2 separate regions of the Mus musculus genome follow, and region 2 is linked to region 1. Evidence: chromatin contacts called from ENCODE Hi-C or POLR2A ChIA-PET data. All regions are on one chromosome and are shown on one strand. The core of a region is the stretch at or near the end of the contact, and the rest is flanking DNA. Distances in the headings are between cores, read along the strand shown.

Evidence for each region. Hi-C counts contacts between places; a loop is a spot of excess contacts on that map. ChIA-PET counts read pairs that join two places held with the same protein, here RNA polymerase II (POLR2A).
Region 2: a loop to region 1 is called in a map of heart, with 2.0 times the contacts of the local background. The contact joins the enhancer-like site here to the promoter of Camk2d in region 1. A Hi-C loop is called at or near these places in 2 of 37 maps with a recorded cell type or tissue (both heart). POLR2A ChIA-PET finds 5 or more read pairs at or near these places in 1 of 5 experiments (Patski).

Annotation. Positions count from the first base shown.
Region 1 is chr3:126,592,713-126,600,624 of GRCm38, forward strand. Camk2d (calcium/calmodulin-dependent protein kinase II, delta) reads left to right here and starts at 4,239. Exons shown (of 21, transcript NM_001346635.1): 1 at 4,239-4,792; 2 at 6,354-6,448. The coding sequence starts at 4,728.
Region 2 is chr3:126,626,122-126,634,033 of GRCm38, forward strand. All of the region lies in intron 2 of Camk2d (calcium/calmodulin-dependent protein kinase II, delta), which reads left to right. Among named protein-coding and RNA genes, the nearest start is that of Camk2d, 33 kb to the left of the region's middle. Within about 2 kb of position 4,155, at least 1 of the 3 ENCODE cell types and tissues checked has a DNase peak (open chromatin) inside an H3K27ac peak, as active enhancers do; it is heart, where a contact is called at or near this core.

The DNA.
Region 1 (7,912 bases), core at 2,989-5,488:
AATTGTGACAGCATGCAGTCACCTGTACAAGCTCAAACCACCAAATCATAGCACAGAGGGAAGAGTTGATCAGGCAGTCCCACCCCTAATTGAGGAAATATTGCTAGTTAATAGCTTCTATGAGAGAGAGAGAGAGAGTTTATTTTCCATTAGGGTATGTATGATCCATGCTCCAGTGGATGGCCACACATTCAATAGTAGACAGGCAACACTAACTGAACTTGATAGGCCTTTAAAAGAGTAAGGACATACAGTTACAGGGTATGGAATGGGAGATGGATCCGAGAAGAACTGCTAAAGGGTAAACATGATCAAAATACAATGTGGAAAATTCTTAAAAATAAAAATACTTAAAAAGAAGAAAACAAAACCCAGGAAAAATGGATGGAACTTTAAATTCATACAATGTATTGAGAAAGACAGACCGAGTATGTTATCACACTCTTGCTAGCCTGGAAGGCTCTGATTAGAGCTTTGGTGATTTTGAAAACATTGGAATGGTGAACATCAAGGTCCTAACTACAAATTATCTTGCTCTATCTTGGCCCTCCATAGCTGTTTATCACCCTCCTCTGTGTGTGACCTAATAGCTCTGTGACTATTAGATGACTCTTTGGGAAAGTACAAGCAGACCCTTAGTTTCTGTCAATCAACAGGCTAAGAATGATATCAGATAACATCCGAGGCCTAGAGCTGAGGTTCCTTGGCTCTTCAGTTATCTTCCCGCACGATGTTTCCACCAATGTTTTTGGAAAGTGCCTCGATTTACGATTTACTTTGTTCAGTTAACACACAACTTCACAAAACTGTTAACTACATTGGGACATGGGAATTAAGATAACCAGTGTTCCCGGGCAATGGCCACTCATATTTGGCTCCAGAGTGAACTCTTCTACCCTTGGAGGTCAGTGCTGTGTTTCCTGGAAGGTTTGTCTGAAGGAAAGTCACGGTTAAGGCTTAGTATACCATGTATGTTAGACTCGTGTCCATTCTGAGTGAGAATACTAAAGTTCTGAAACTCTTAGTTCCAAGTAGCAAAACGGGACAAGAGGAAGAAACTGTTCAGTCCGTGCTACACCCCCTGTCCCCCCATACGTTCCTTTGTTGTCAATCTTTGCTTGTCCTCTTTTGAGTCGGAGTTGAGAAGATGAAGTTACAACTGTTCCTGTCACCATGGTCCAGTTAGAATAAAATCTGTCTTACCATTTTAAGCAAGTTCCATGAATAATTCTTTTTTTTTTCCAAAAGATTTATTTATTTGTTATTTATGTGAGTATGCTGTAGCTGTCCTCAGACACACCAGAAGAAGGCATCAGATCCCATTACAGATGGTTGTGAGCTACCATGTGGTTGCTGGGAATTGAACTCATGACCTCTGGAAGAACAGTCAGTGCTCTTAACTGCTGAGCCATCTCTCCAGCCCTTCCTGAATAACTATTAAGAGTCTCCTTTCTTTATTACTCTTTCATTCCTCTTGGTTCACTGCAATAGTCAGATAAGGACATTTGACTAAAGGCAAATACATTTGACACTAAATTCTAGTCACTCTGTTTACAAGTATGCCTTTTAAAAAATTTAACTATTTTGCAGGTATTCCTAAAATAATGAAATAGAACTAAGAGAATTATAATTAAGGCTGGAGAGATGGTTCAACCATTAAAGGCTAGTCTCACAACCAAAAATAATCAATCTGATTATTATCTTAAGGAAGCCCTAACTTTAGGAATAATTGTGAATTCTTTAAATAAAAGAAACATTTTAATGAGAATACAATATAGATCAAACAACAGAGCATGTGTAGATTAAACATTATTTGTACAAAGTTCTTGTCTACAAATACTAACTTGATAATGATACATCAAAAGCAGTTACTTTTTTATTATACTTAAAATTATTCTAACCATTTACAGTTACCATTATTTTAAACAACTGAGTTAAATACTGTAATTATGTAGACTTCACTGCATTGGTATTTAAGAAACAATTTTCTTCCTAGTTGTAAAAAATTTATTATGCTCATTTTTAAAATTTTATTTTTGTTTTCACTTTTGGATTTGGAAAAGAATATTAAGTTATGCCATTATAACCGAGAGCCATATATTTAAGCTACATATTAAAAATGTTTAGTTAAGGCCAAATTATATCTTCCTTTCAATTTTTGGCTTGGTTATTAATACTTAAACACTACTATTTCTCCTTTTAACTTTTTAGTTTCATCTTCCTTTCTTTGTCACTACATTTATACCAAGTAATCCTTATCTTTTATTGCCAGGATTTAAGATCCAAGCTCATTTCAGTTTTGTTATTAAAAATGTTCAAATTTAGCCAGGCATGGTATTTCACACCTTTAGTCACAGGCTGGGGAGGCAGAGGCAGGTGGATCTCTCAGTTTGAGGCTCAGCCTGGTTTGCATAGTGAGTTCCATGCCATTTAAGAGAGACACACTGAGACTATTCCAATCAAATAAAAATGTTCAAATTTAAGGACATAAAAAACAAAATTTGCTTTTAAAAACAAAAAGGAATCAAAGCTATATAAAAACCACAGAGGAACTTCAATAAGCTTCCAAGGGTGTCCCACAATGACAACTGAACAGCAGAGGCCCCCAGGTAGGAACAATACAAGACAAAGCGGGACGTGTGCTGATCCCACGTGCTTGGCAACGTCAAAAATCAGCACTAGGAATCTAGTGCGTGGGCAGAATATCAAATGATGTAAGTAAAATTGAAGGGAAAATTATAGTAAAACAGGCCAGTAAATGACATTTTCATGGGCAAAACAATGCAGACATTGAATGATGACTAAATTCAAAAAGTATTTTCTTGTGTTGAGTGGGAGAGGGCTATTAGAAGTATGAGTAATATTTGCAAAATCTATAACAAAAAAAAGCATTTAAAAATTATATGGCCGTCTGAGTACTTCAGTTCAAAGGCCACTCAGCATTCTTTAGAACAGGGAATAAAAGAACCTGCAAAGTAGTAACTTATAGCCGCCCTAAAAGCATGTACAGGCTCCCTAACTGAAAGTTATCTATCATCTTCCCACTGTGAAATTTTAAGTGCACGATGTGATTCTAAGCACGAGCACATAAGCAATAGAAATGCAGGATTTTATGGTTTCCTGCTGTAGAACAAAAAGCAACAGTCTGAAGAAAATTTTTTAAAAGTTCATGATGCGTCTCTATTTTCCGTAGGCCTCTAAATCTGCAATTGCCTCGTTTATTAAAGACTCAGAAGTGAAAAGAAGGCTCAGAAATGATCTTAGCCACCACTTACACCTTAACCCATCTTACATGCTAATTTTTTTTCTCCATGCTAATTTTTAAGCAACAGTGTCAGATATGCTTAACTGTACACACGTTCTTGAACTCTTAAATGGTTTTCCAGATAGCCACTGAGGGAGTACACTCCTGTGCCCCTACTTGGCCTGCTCTTTGAGAATGCAGGTAAAGAACTCCCACCCTCCCTCTCCCTTCTCCCTCGGCAACGCGAAACAGGCTAGGCACGCTCACGTGACGCTAATGACGTCAGCCCCCTCTGGGTCGCGTGACCCACAGCCAACCTTCCTACCGCCCCACCCCCTCGCCACTGGCGTGGGACATCTCGCGAGAAGCCTTCTTACTATCAGAACTTGCTGAGGTTACAGGGGAGTTACTCTGGAGAGGAAGGAAGGTGTGGCAGAGTGGTGCACTTTTGGGTTTCATTATGTTAGAGTTTATGATCAAGCAAATGCTTATGGGGATCGCCCTAGTCGGGAAAAGGGGAGAGAAGGGCGAAGACGTGACAGTAAAAACTGAAGCGAAACGTGGTGCCCTGACCATCTTTGCCCCTAGCTAAGGGACAGCCGGGCGCAGCAGAGGTGGCCAAGGCTGGCAGCCCCAGGCAGTAGCTGCGAGCCGGGGGACGTTGGACCCGGGTCTGGGAGCAGTAAACGCGAACCGCGCCCAGATGCAAGGGTTGCTTCCCTCTCTCGGCTTCCCCGGCCTCGCGGCCATCCCGCCCGGGTAGAGGCATCCGGGTTGTGGGAGCTTCGAGTGGTCTCTCATCTTTCCGCCCTTCGTGGGTCACTGCGACATCTCAGTCCCGTCCCCTTAAGCGCGCTCCCTGCTGCTCCGCGCATCTCCCTTCGGTCTCCCTAGACGGCTGCGGGAGAGCAGCCCGAAGGGACGCGGCTGGAGTCGCTAGAGGGAGGTGTGGGGCCGCCGAGGAGGGGGCTTCGCTGGGCGGGGAGAGGAGGGAGGAGGCGCCGGGGAGGAGCCGCGGCTGCCAGCTTCGCCCGAGCCGAGCGAGCGCACTCTGTCGCCCCGCGGGTTCCCAGCCTTGCGGCCCCGTGGAGAGGAGGGAGCGCGGGCCACCAGCGCCTCCTCTGCCCGCTGGAACGACCGGCTGGGTGTTCACTCGGCCGCTGCCGCCCGCCACTCCGGGCGCTGCGTTGAGCTCTCCGTGCGGCCTCGGTGACCGCGGCAACCCCTCCTGACACCTCTCCCCCGCCCCTTCGGGAGCCCTCGGCCCGGCCACCGCGGCGGGAGGAGGAGAGGACAAGGGATCGCGGAGCGGGCTGGTCTGGCCACCTCGCCCCGCGCGCCCCGCCCCTGCGCGCACTCCCTCGCCGGCGAGCTACTTTCGGACACGGAAAGTGAGGGCGGCCCCGGGTGACAGCGCGGCGGCGCCAGTCCCGGGAAGCCAGGTCTGTTCGCGTGTCGCCCGTCGCACTGTCCAGACCCCGCCATGGCTTCGACCACCACCTGCACCCGGTTCACCGACGAGTATCAGCTCTTTGAGGAGCTCGGAAAGTAAGCGTCCCTGCCTGGCATCTCCTCCTCCCCACGACCCCTCGTCTCCCTCGTGGGGATAGAGAGCCTGCGGGCCGAGGCGGGGAGACGGACCCTGGCTTGGTGCGGGTGGGGCACACAGGGAAGGAAACCTTTGCCCTACTGTGGCGGGTGCTCCGAATTCCCAGCCCATCTTCTCGGGTCCTCCACCTCTCCACGGGGGACTTAGTGAATTTATGATCTCTGCAGTTGTAGCTGTCATCCTGAGAAGTGTGCGCGCACGCGAGTGCGAATGTGTGTGTATGTGTGTTCGGAGAGGAAAGGAGATGCATGTAAAATGCAACATTTATCACATTTTTGGTAAATAGATGTCTCTTGCTCAGCCCGCGCTGTATCTGCGATCTGACCCAGGTTCGGATGAGCTAACGAGAGAACACTCGCTCTCTGAGATGGTGCCATATTTATCGATGCCGAAAGTTCAACTTGGCTTGGTGGAGAGTCTGGTTCGGCATCCAAGTAGTTGTTCCGTTCAGGAAAAGGGCCACCCAACAGAACCCACGTCCCTGCCATGTATCCGCTATCCTTCTTTGCACTAAGATGAGTCGCTCACCATCATTCTAGGATTTAGGTGTACATCGTCTCTGAGAGGATTTATTTATCCAGGCAGAGGAAAGCCCTAGAGCCCGAGAGAGCGTTTCCCCAGGGTAGCCTAGCTTGTGTAAAACGACCTCCTCCACTGAAGTGGCAGGACTTCCTTGAGATGTTAAGGAGGGACAGGGTACCTACTGAAGATCTGCACAGGGGCAACTAGAGACTCAGTCAGGAGGGAGTGTTGGTTTACCGAGCATCAAACCCCAAACCTATCGCTAATTTCCACTATCAGGGAAGGGATGCATTTGTGTGTGTGTGTGTGTGTGTGCTGTAGGTTTCCTTACAGTTGCATAAAAGGAAGTGTGAGCACTTTTAAATCAAATGAAAATGATATCTTTATAGATGATCTGCTGTTGAAACATGGAGTATGTCGGAAGAGCAGCTTAATTTAAATCTCTCCCCTCCCCCCAAGCCCAAACCAGGCAGAGAGAAATCACCTTACCCCAGAACCTGTTAAAGCACACCAGTGAGCTCGAGATTTATGTTTTAATGAAAACAATCGCCATATTTACTTAGTTGGAACCACGTTAATTATGTTTCCTACCGAAATAAACAGTTTTTTTTTTTTTTTCTTCTGTTCCCCAGCTCGGTCCTTTGCAGGGTTTGCTATGAGCATTTGGTGTTTTGTGAGTGTGAATTACAAATTGTTTTCAAATTTCATGTGCAAAAAAGAGTGGTCATAATTGGCATTACCTTCTATTTTGTTGATTAATAATCTGCGTGTTTCCAGTCAATTAAAAACGACTTTCATTCCACAACATTAAAAAAGATCTGGGCTGGCAGGAAAGAATTGTTTATTTTCTAGATAATGCTTTTATTATGTTGCTATTTGACAGACCACTAAAGGTTCATGAAACCGCTCAGATTTGTGAGTTTGCAAGTGGATACTAGATCTGATTATACTGACGACTTGCTAATTATTGGTTTCCAGGGGGGCGTTCTCAGTGGTGAGAAGATGTATGAAAATCCCTACTGGACAAGAGTATGCTGCCAAAATTATCAACACCAAAAAGCTTTCTGCTAGGGGTGGGTATTTTAAACCACATTTATTTATATATGTTAATGTTGTATTTGTTGTGTGAATGGTTGGTGTCTTCTAAGTAGTTATAGCATGTAGTTATAATTGAATTTTGGACTTAGGTATCATATTACATATTACCATTTTTCCTTGCCAAAAGCCTCTTGCTTTGTTTCCTTTGAAAAGTAGGTGAAAAATATAATTGTTATCAGCGAGTTATTAAAATGCTGTCTCCTAAGCAATGGTATAGATAAATATGTTGCAAAGCAAATAAATGTCATGAGGGGCCTTGCTGAAATCTGTTCAGAAGGATCTTGAAATGGAAAAAATGCAAGTCTCATAACTGTCATAATTCCCCTTTCACTTCTGAGACAAAAAAAAAAAATGGGTCATGGTTCAGTTGAATGTATGTTACAGTTGTAGTTACAGCTGAACTTAATACAGCGAGGTATATTTAACTTCAGTGGTTTGGGGAAGTAGGAAGAGATTTTTACTGTAATCTAGGAAGTTAGCTTGGCTTTGATATGTGTAGGCTAGGCCTTTTCTGGGTTTTCTGCATGAAACTTTCCATCAGATCATGCAATATATTTTACACCTTTAGCTTATAGCCACAAAGATACTTCATCCTGAGAGCTCTTGACATAAGTTTAAAAAAAAATAAACAAAAAACAAAAACAACTGGGAGCAGTGTGCCCACATGATGATGATGGTGATGATGGTGATGATGGTGATGGTGATGATGGTGATTAGAATCAAACAAAAGTCCATATACTGAAATGCCGGAGTTACAGTGACTAAGGTGCCTACGGATTTCCAAGGGAATTCATGGTGTGATGAAATGAAGCTGGAATCAAAAAGAACAGAATCCCATAATGCAGCCCCATCTCAGTGACCTGGTTTATTTTAAGTAATGAGAGGAAATTCCATTAGACTTAGTTTTCCTCACTGAATACATCTTTTAAGACATGCCACTTAAAGACGTCTGGGTATCGTTCGTTGCCTTTGTCCTCGGCTCTGACAAATGGATTTTCGGATTCTCCTTTTACGATATACTTTAGGTTTCAGTCTATGTATTCACTCGGATGGAATTCCACGATACTTCCCGTCATCTGATTTGCTCTTGTTCTGAGAAAGAATGCAAACTGACCAGGAACACCATGGTGTCCTGGTGTGAAAACTAATGAGGGACATGCCATGCTAATTACCTCTCCCTTTCGAGCCTCCACTCTATTGGAAGTTTTTATTTTTTTAGAATCACGAGGGATGCAGAAGTATAAGTGCCAGTTTAAGGGAAAGAAGAAGACTGAAAACATTGAGTCGGGTTTTTTTTCTTTCTTCTAGTGATTATGTTATTTCTTCCAGTGTGATATGTCCTTTGGCAATGGTGGGCTATCATTTTTTTTTTGGGGGGGAGGTATTACCACGCCTCTTCCAAGTCCTTTAATAGCTTTAGATTTCTTCTCAGAACAAAT
Region 2 (7,912 bases), core at 2,905-5,404, 33 kb after region 1:
TGAACTTAAGCTCCAAGGGCAGAAAAAATTCAAAGTTCAGCTTCTTTTGTTTGAATGTGTGAAAAGTCAAACTTCAAATAATTTAAGAAAGTATAGAATGCAAAAAAAATTTACAATCTTAAATGGAAAGTCTAGTGGAACAAACATTAGGCTTGAACTGAAATCTCTGCTGTGAGTATGGTTATCATATCTCTTACCTGATTCCCATTATGTGAGTTCACATCATGTGATAGCTCGACCAGGACAGACTAGGAAAGTCAAAAGTTATTCGGGTCAGCAAGCTCTCAAATTGTGCAAGGCCTTTGCAATTTAATTACTCCTGGCAGCCTTCAGTTCATACTAATAAACTCTGTGAACTACTTGTAACTGACACCTCTGTGAATTAATACACTTGTGATTTAAGGCAGATTCATTAAAAAGTCTTATTGAATCCAAAATAATTTAACCTTTAACACAGGAAACACCAGTGTAATCCCCCAGCAGTGGATTGCTTTGACCGTAAGGAGAAAGATGTTGTTACTCCTAGGTGCCTAGACTATAGACTAGAAAGTAGAATGACCCACTTCTTGTCATCCAGAGGGGTCAGAGGGAAGGAGTGGGGCACAAGTCTCATGTCAGTCATTAAGTATTTTCCCAGGAATCTGTGGACTTAAAACAAGGGGTAGAACTTGTAGGATGGAGCAGAAATCCTTACTCAGATAATTTTCATGATTTGAAGCACTGCTTGCTTCTATCCTTAGAAAATAGCAAGCTAGGGATAACTTGATTAATGAACATAATATTACATAGCACTTAGGAAAAGAGCATTATGTATTGGTGTTATTTTTTTTTTAGTCTCCACAAACATTAATAACAGCAACAGCAATGACATTTAGATTGCATTCCAAAGCCTTTTGCAACTAGAAACAATTTTAATTTTATATCCTCACGATGACTGATAAATTACTAGAGACGATTTATTGAATCCCCATTTAGACCCAGGAATGCTGATACGTAGAGAATTTGACCAAGTAGCCTGTGGTCTCAGACCTTCCCAAGGTTCTGTACCCTCTCAGTTCTATTTTATGTCACATTTTCCTGTTCTAGCTCTGTGACATGGCTGTGTTCCTTTAGTGAGAGCCGATTCAAAGATGTGGGACCTGCTGGTCATTTATTTGGCTTTTTGTCTATACTTCTTGAAAAGAATCAAGTCAATTGGTGAATGTATTGAAATTGATGACCTAAAAAAGTCTGAGGGACAGATGCATGGGTTTTAACACTCAAGTATTTTAAGTATATGGTACCACAATGACTGTTAATAAATGATTTTCTATTGTGGTTATAAGTCTTTATCAATCAAGTGTTAACAGGAATCAGGAAAGATAGGAAAGGAATGTATAAACACAGTAAGGTAGACAGGGCTGTACCAGTGATATGAAGATAAAGAAGTTGAAAATTTTTGTCAAGTGTTCTCTGCGTAGAGCAAGGGTCAGGTAGGTGAGATGGACCAAAGAACAAGGAGAGGGTTTTCTTGTGTGGAACACGATGTAAGCAACATCACCTCTCACAGTGGCTCGTGATGATATCATAAGAAAGCGTCCACATTTCCTGACTATTAGAAAGTATTGGGAAGGTCCCAAGTCACAAGCCTGGCTCTATGACAATACAGTTGTGGGTATTGATGAACTTATAGAAGAAACATGTTCCCCCTTGCGATAGGTGTTTGCATTTTGGCAGAAGGTACTTTACCCAGAAAAGTTGAAATATGAGATAGATAGCTAATACTATTTGCGAGTTTCTCAGCGAAATATTTTTAAAATGTAGAAAAGACTTGCTGTCATTCATGCAAGGTGTTTTCATCTTAGAAAACTACTCATAGCTTTTAGAAGCAGCCCGTCCCTACCAAATCAAATGACCACGAACAGGAGAGACAGCTCCTCCTTACCAACTCCTCCCTACCATGAACAAAAAATAAACAGAGCAATTACACAAGTATTCTAGAAAAAGAGTTGCCAAATCACATTCTAAAAAGTTAGCGTTCCTTCCTTCCTTTCTTTTACAGTATATGCGCTTATTACACAACATTTATATGAATGTTTGCTGTCCTCAAGGAATGTTGAATGCTATAGATGAACAAAAGTTGTGACCCATGAAGCTGTAACTTTCTGGAGAAAGAAACCAAACATGTGTAGAGTTGTTAAAAACATGTACCTTTGGGCCACTGGAACTGAATACCACACATAAGATGTCTAATAAACAATAAGCTTTCTCTCTCATAGCCTTGGAGATTAGGAAATTCAAGGTCAAGATGTCAGTAGATTTGGTGTTTCATGAGTCGACTTTCTAGTTTACAGATAGCTTTCTGTCTCATATTCTTCCTTGGTAGAAAGTGCACAGGAGCTTTCTGTGGTCCCTTTTCTAAAAGCAGTGACCTCATTCTTGAAGGTCACGTGCTTATGACCTCATCAACATGCTCTCCCCATCTCTCTGGGCACTAGGATCTAAACGTTTGAACTTTGAGGAAACATAAAACATTCAGTCTAGAAAAGACATCAAAGCATCTATTATCAGATAATGTCATAGGAAAGTTACTGTTAGATAGAATCATCAGAAAAGACTCTCTGAGGATGACATTTGAGTTGTCTATGAGAATGAGGAAGAAGAAGCAAAATCACATGAAACATGAGAAGTGTGTAGTTCAAGGGAAATAGGACAGAATTTACAGTCTGAAAGAAAAGAAAGGGCCAGTGTAGCTCAGGCACGACCAGTCTGCTTGGAAGAGACCGACTGAAGTTGCCTATATGTATGTGTGTGTGTGCGTGTGCCACAGTAGCAGGGCCTAGGGGATCATGGTAAGAAGTCTGGAGCTAAAGAACAGTATTCAGAGCCAGGCATCATGGCACATGCCTTTAATTCCAGCACAAAGGAGGAAGAGGCAGGCAGATCTTCCTGTGAGTTCAAGGCCAGCTTCATCTACAGTGAGCGTTCAAGAACAGCCTGGTCCTGGAACATAGTGAGACCCTGTGTCAGCGGAAAAAAGCCAAAAAAGAGCATCCTGCATTGAAGTCATTTAAGCAGGGCACAATATGCTTAACTCATGTTTATACAACAATCACTGGCTCTCCAGGGCAGTAGATCAGGAAAAAGCCCTAGAGCCAGCTCAGTTGAGTGTTAAAAATTCCAAGAATCTGAAGTGCTTGCTACAAGATGAGACAATGCTGACTTAGCTGAGAGTTCTGCTTTTTAAAAATAATCTAAAGTTATTGTGGCTTCAAAATGAAATTCTTTATTGTTCCATTGTCCATTGAAAAGCAATTTTACAATAATTACTGTTTTAATGATCACAAGTATAGTGTCAGAAGAGGCTTTTTGTTGTAACTTACTGTGGCAGGAAATTAGTTTTAGATGAAGAATCCTATGTGTTCTTAGCTGTGATTGTGTTAGGCAAGTTATTTAGAAAGCTTTGATTAGTAATGAATTAATAATAATAGAGAAAATATCTTAGCAGTCTATTCCGTGCATTGTCGTGTTTTCTGTTCTTAGCCACCACAATGCTGTCACTTGAATCCAGTAGCAGAGAAGTTGGGGGAACTTTCCAAGGTCACAAAAAGAAATTATGTAACCCGAAGACGTTGTACTTAGTTCTTTCTGCTATCCCAGAATGCTAAAAAAGAACCGCATAGCGTATCTTTATTGAGATATAATTTAAATATAAAAATGCACAGATGTTAAATATAATCTGATGAATTCTGGCATTTGTACATCCTTGTTAGCTACCTCCCCAAACTAAGTATAGACCATCTCTGCTTCAAGAGAATGTTCCTGGGAGTCATTTCCTATGAGTTCTCCCCCAAATCCTTCTACCCTATAGACAACAGCTTTTAATTTCTGTCAGTATTTGTTGGTTTGTCTCTCATGGATTTCCTGTGACGGGCATAGAAACAAAAGAAAATTGGAAACTAGTCTGTTACTTTAGTCTGTTACTTTATTTTACTTTTTGTTGCTCACACATAGTTCTGTTAACAAAGACGTTCATATGTTGAGACATTTAGCTATGTCCTGACCCAAGATAGTTTCTGAATGGAGGTGTTAGGCGCATTTCAGTTCACGGCTATGTTTCTTTTCTATTGGGGCAATACTTGGGAGGAGAACTGCCAGAGCACGGGGCCAGCTGCGTGTTTCCCCTTTTCTGGAAGCTGTCCAGTGACTCTCCGGAGAGCCGTCCCATCCAGCTTTCCTATCAGCGGCCTGTGTGCTCCACAGCTGCTCGCACCTACACCCACACTGGGTATTGGCACTTTATTTTAGCCATTCTCGTTGATGACTTTAATACTGTTTTCCACAAAGACACATGATGTTGGATAGCTTTCGATGTGTTTGTTGGTCCTTAGTATATCGTGTGTGTGTGTGTGTGTGTGTGTGTGTGTGTGTGTATTTAAAATCGTCTATGGTGTTTATAAGTTCTTTGATTTTCGTTAGCTATTTCTAAGACTTCCCCATTCGATATCAACGCTGTTTCCTGTTAGATGCACTGTGTCCTCAGCTTGCTTTGCCTTTTCTTTGCCCTAGCAGTGCGGCTTTGATGAGCAGAGATGTTTCAGATGAATGTTAAGTCTAGCTTGTCAGCTCTGCCTTCACAGCTACGGCTATGAGAGGGTTTTGGGGCCCTGGGTCTGCCTCAGAGTCTCAGAGACTTTCCTTTGGGTTTTCCTTGAAGACTCACTTGAGCTCCGTATTTCCCCCTTTGATTCATTTGGAATTCATTTCTGCCTGTGAGTGGAGGTGAAAGTCAAGGCTAGTTTTCTTCTGTGTTTATCCAGTTGTTTTGTCCACACTTATGTGACCTCCTCCCTGTCCTGTCCACTGTGCCTTAGTCAGGCAATCTTTTGTCTAATTTTACATCCCCACACCCTTTTTTAGAGCTAATAAGATCTATCTTGGCTTCTTTCATTTTCACTGAAGTTTTAACAACAGTTTATACATTTCTTTAGAATGCAACCTGTTACTGTTTTGGTTACAATAACAAAGGTTAATTTTTTTGTGGTCTTTACTGAACCTACTGATCTACAGATGTAGCTATATCTGTATTGTCCAATAGTCTGGACTGTATTAGCAGTTACCTCCCTCACGAGAGGGAATGGGTCCCTTTTCAAAGCTATTGAAACAGTGATTCTCTGAAAACATTACTTGATGCTCGAGAGGCTGTTGCCAGTGAGAAGTGGGCGAAGTTTGCCTCCAGACATCAACAGGACCAGTTAGACTTTCAGCATTGCCTTCGGGTCTACGGAAATTCAGCTTTCAAAAACTGTACAGTTCTTTGACTAATATTATATATATCTTTTATAATAGCATCTGACTTCTCATAGTATAGTTTGGCTACCTGGTAAATCATGTTGCAATTATTAGTATTATAAGTCACCACGTATAAAACAATCCTATGCAGATGAAAGCACTCAGAAAGGCCCTGGGGTTAAATGGTGAGCAAAGCTACATTCTTTGAATATCAGTAAAGGGCCCAGCAGAGCTAATGAGAAGGACCACTTCCAGGGTGAGCTTTTCGGTGGCGATAATCATCCAGAGCACTTGTCTTTGAGTGGTGTGACACTTGTCTTTTGGAGATGTGACAGGTGTGCCCTGCAGGGTGCCATCAGGAGCCCTGTCAGGTGCTGAGCACAGGGTTTGGCTTGAGGTGCGTGCTCAATAAGCGGTCTCTGTCTATCCCGAGCCAGGGTGAGTTCTGCCGCAAACGCTCCTCCCAGTCCATCTGTGCTCTTGCTTCCTTCCCACCTCCCTGTTCAGTGGCTCTCCAAAGGTGCCCCGTTCCTCAAATACTAGTCTGACTTTGATGACTACCTTCTTCCCAAATAAAAAGTACTCCATGCGTGCGTGCGGACTCCTGTGTGTATCTCATGAAATCAATGTCTATTTCCCATAAATGGTTCACTTTTCCTCCTGCTAGGATTAAAACTACCATTAACTTAGCAGAATGGAGCTCCACAATTATTTTTTTAAAGATCTGTAGCAGAGATTAATGTTTTGGGGCCCATGGCATTTGATATTACTTTAATATTAAAATATGTATTGTTTTGATTTTAAATTCCTACACTAGAGCTAGGTTTTAGCATCTCTACCTATGAAGTAATCTGTCACATCTGTGCGTTGTTTGCAATATGTGGCTAATTGATAAGAATTATTCCTCATACATAATGTAAGTGACTTTCAATCCAGGTATCACCTATTGGTATAAGTCAGAAATGGGAACAGAACTGTAGCAAAGAAGGGAGGAATGTGTGGGCTTCGGGTTTTGGTTTAAGCAAGAAGTGCTTGCTGGAATGAAAGGTTTCCTTAAATATTAATTTCAAGTTCTTTGATGAAATTATGCATTATTAATGGAATTAAGCTTTCTCCCCTATGCCTAGCAAATGAATATATGTGCATTTAGCCATAGTCTTAAAATGTTTGTGCACATTTTGATAATATTGAGATTAAGCTTATGCCACAGGACACAGAAACTCATGTTTTTCTAAAAATTCTGATGGTATTCGTGCCACAATTTCTAAATTGAACCTGATTGGTTCAGCATTTTATTTTCATGGTTAGAGTGTCTCTAGCGTGCCTCGCAGAGGCAGAGGCCACACAGTCCTTCCCAAGGAGGTTTCAGTGCGCCAGATGGCATGGTGCATCCAATCTAGGTCAGGGAGCCAGTAATAGGGGAAGTGTCGATCAGTTCCAAGCTTTCCTGGGTATGGGGTAGGGGTGGGGAGTGGAAGACAGAATTCCAGAAGCGTGACCCACCTTTTAAACAAAGATTTTCATCAGATCTTCATAATGGCCCATTGAGGAATTCAAGACATCGCTCCAGGCTTAAGGAGCTCACTTAGCCCTTAAGTTTAGCCACTTAGGTTTTGTGAGTTCTTTGTCTCTAATTCTTGAACTTTGTGTTATCTGCTTACAGTCTAATCTCAAATTTTTTATACTATTTTTAAGTATAAAGAGTTTTTAGGAAAAATCAGTCCAGGTATATTCATTACACTATATGAAGTGAGACTCATAGGCTGGGGCGGGGGGGTGGGGGGGTGGGATGCACGTGAAGGGCAGGTGTGATGTCACTGCATCTGGTATAGGTGTTCAAAAGGACCAGCTGTTCTTGGTCCTCAGTGTGAAGACCCAGCCTCAGATGTGCTCCCTTGCAACAATGAACAGTGATAGTTTTTCACTTTTCACACTTAGATTATAAAGAGTCCTTCTTAGACTGGTGGTTCTCAGTCCACTCAAAGCCGAAGCCCTTTAACACAGTTCCTTGTGTTGTGGCCACCTCAACCATAAAATTATTTCATTGCTACTTCAAAACTGTAATTTTGTTACTGTTATAAATAGAATGTAAATATCAGAGGTGGAGGATATCTGATATACGACCCCATGAAAGGGTCCTTCGACACCCAAGGGGGTGGCTACTCAAGGGGTTGATTATCAACATTTTACCAAATAAAACTGAATATTAAGCTTAGTGGTCAAGTAAAGCTATACTGGGAAGTAAAGAGAAAAAGGATGCTGTATTTGCATGGGCGGGGGAGGGGCAGTATACCTGTGTATACATTGTATACACACTGGATACCTGTGAATTCTTTGTTGGCATTCCTTTGAATAAAAGTAAGTTTTATGAATTTATTTCTTTAGCGCTTAAGGAACATTGAGTTTTTACTGTTCTGTCCATTTCTTGCTTAATTTTTATTTGGTAAATGTAATGGGGGATGGCCTGGGAGATTTAAGGGCACACTGTTCCTATCAACAGTGTCTATAAAAACAGCTCAGAGCACTGAATTTCCACTTTAGTATTTTTTACAGAGCGATAGATTCACTTTGTTCATATAAGCGAGAAAATATAGTGACTTCTGAGACTATACAATGTATACACAGACTAGGGAAGGAACTA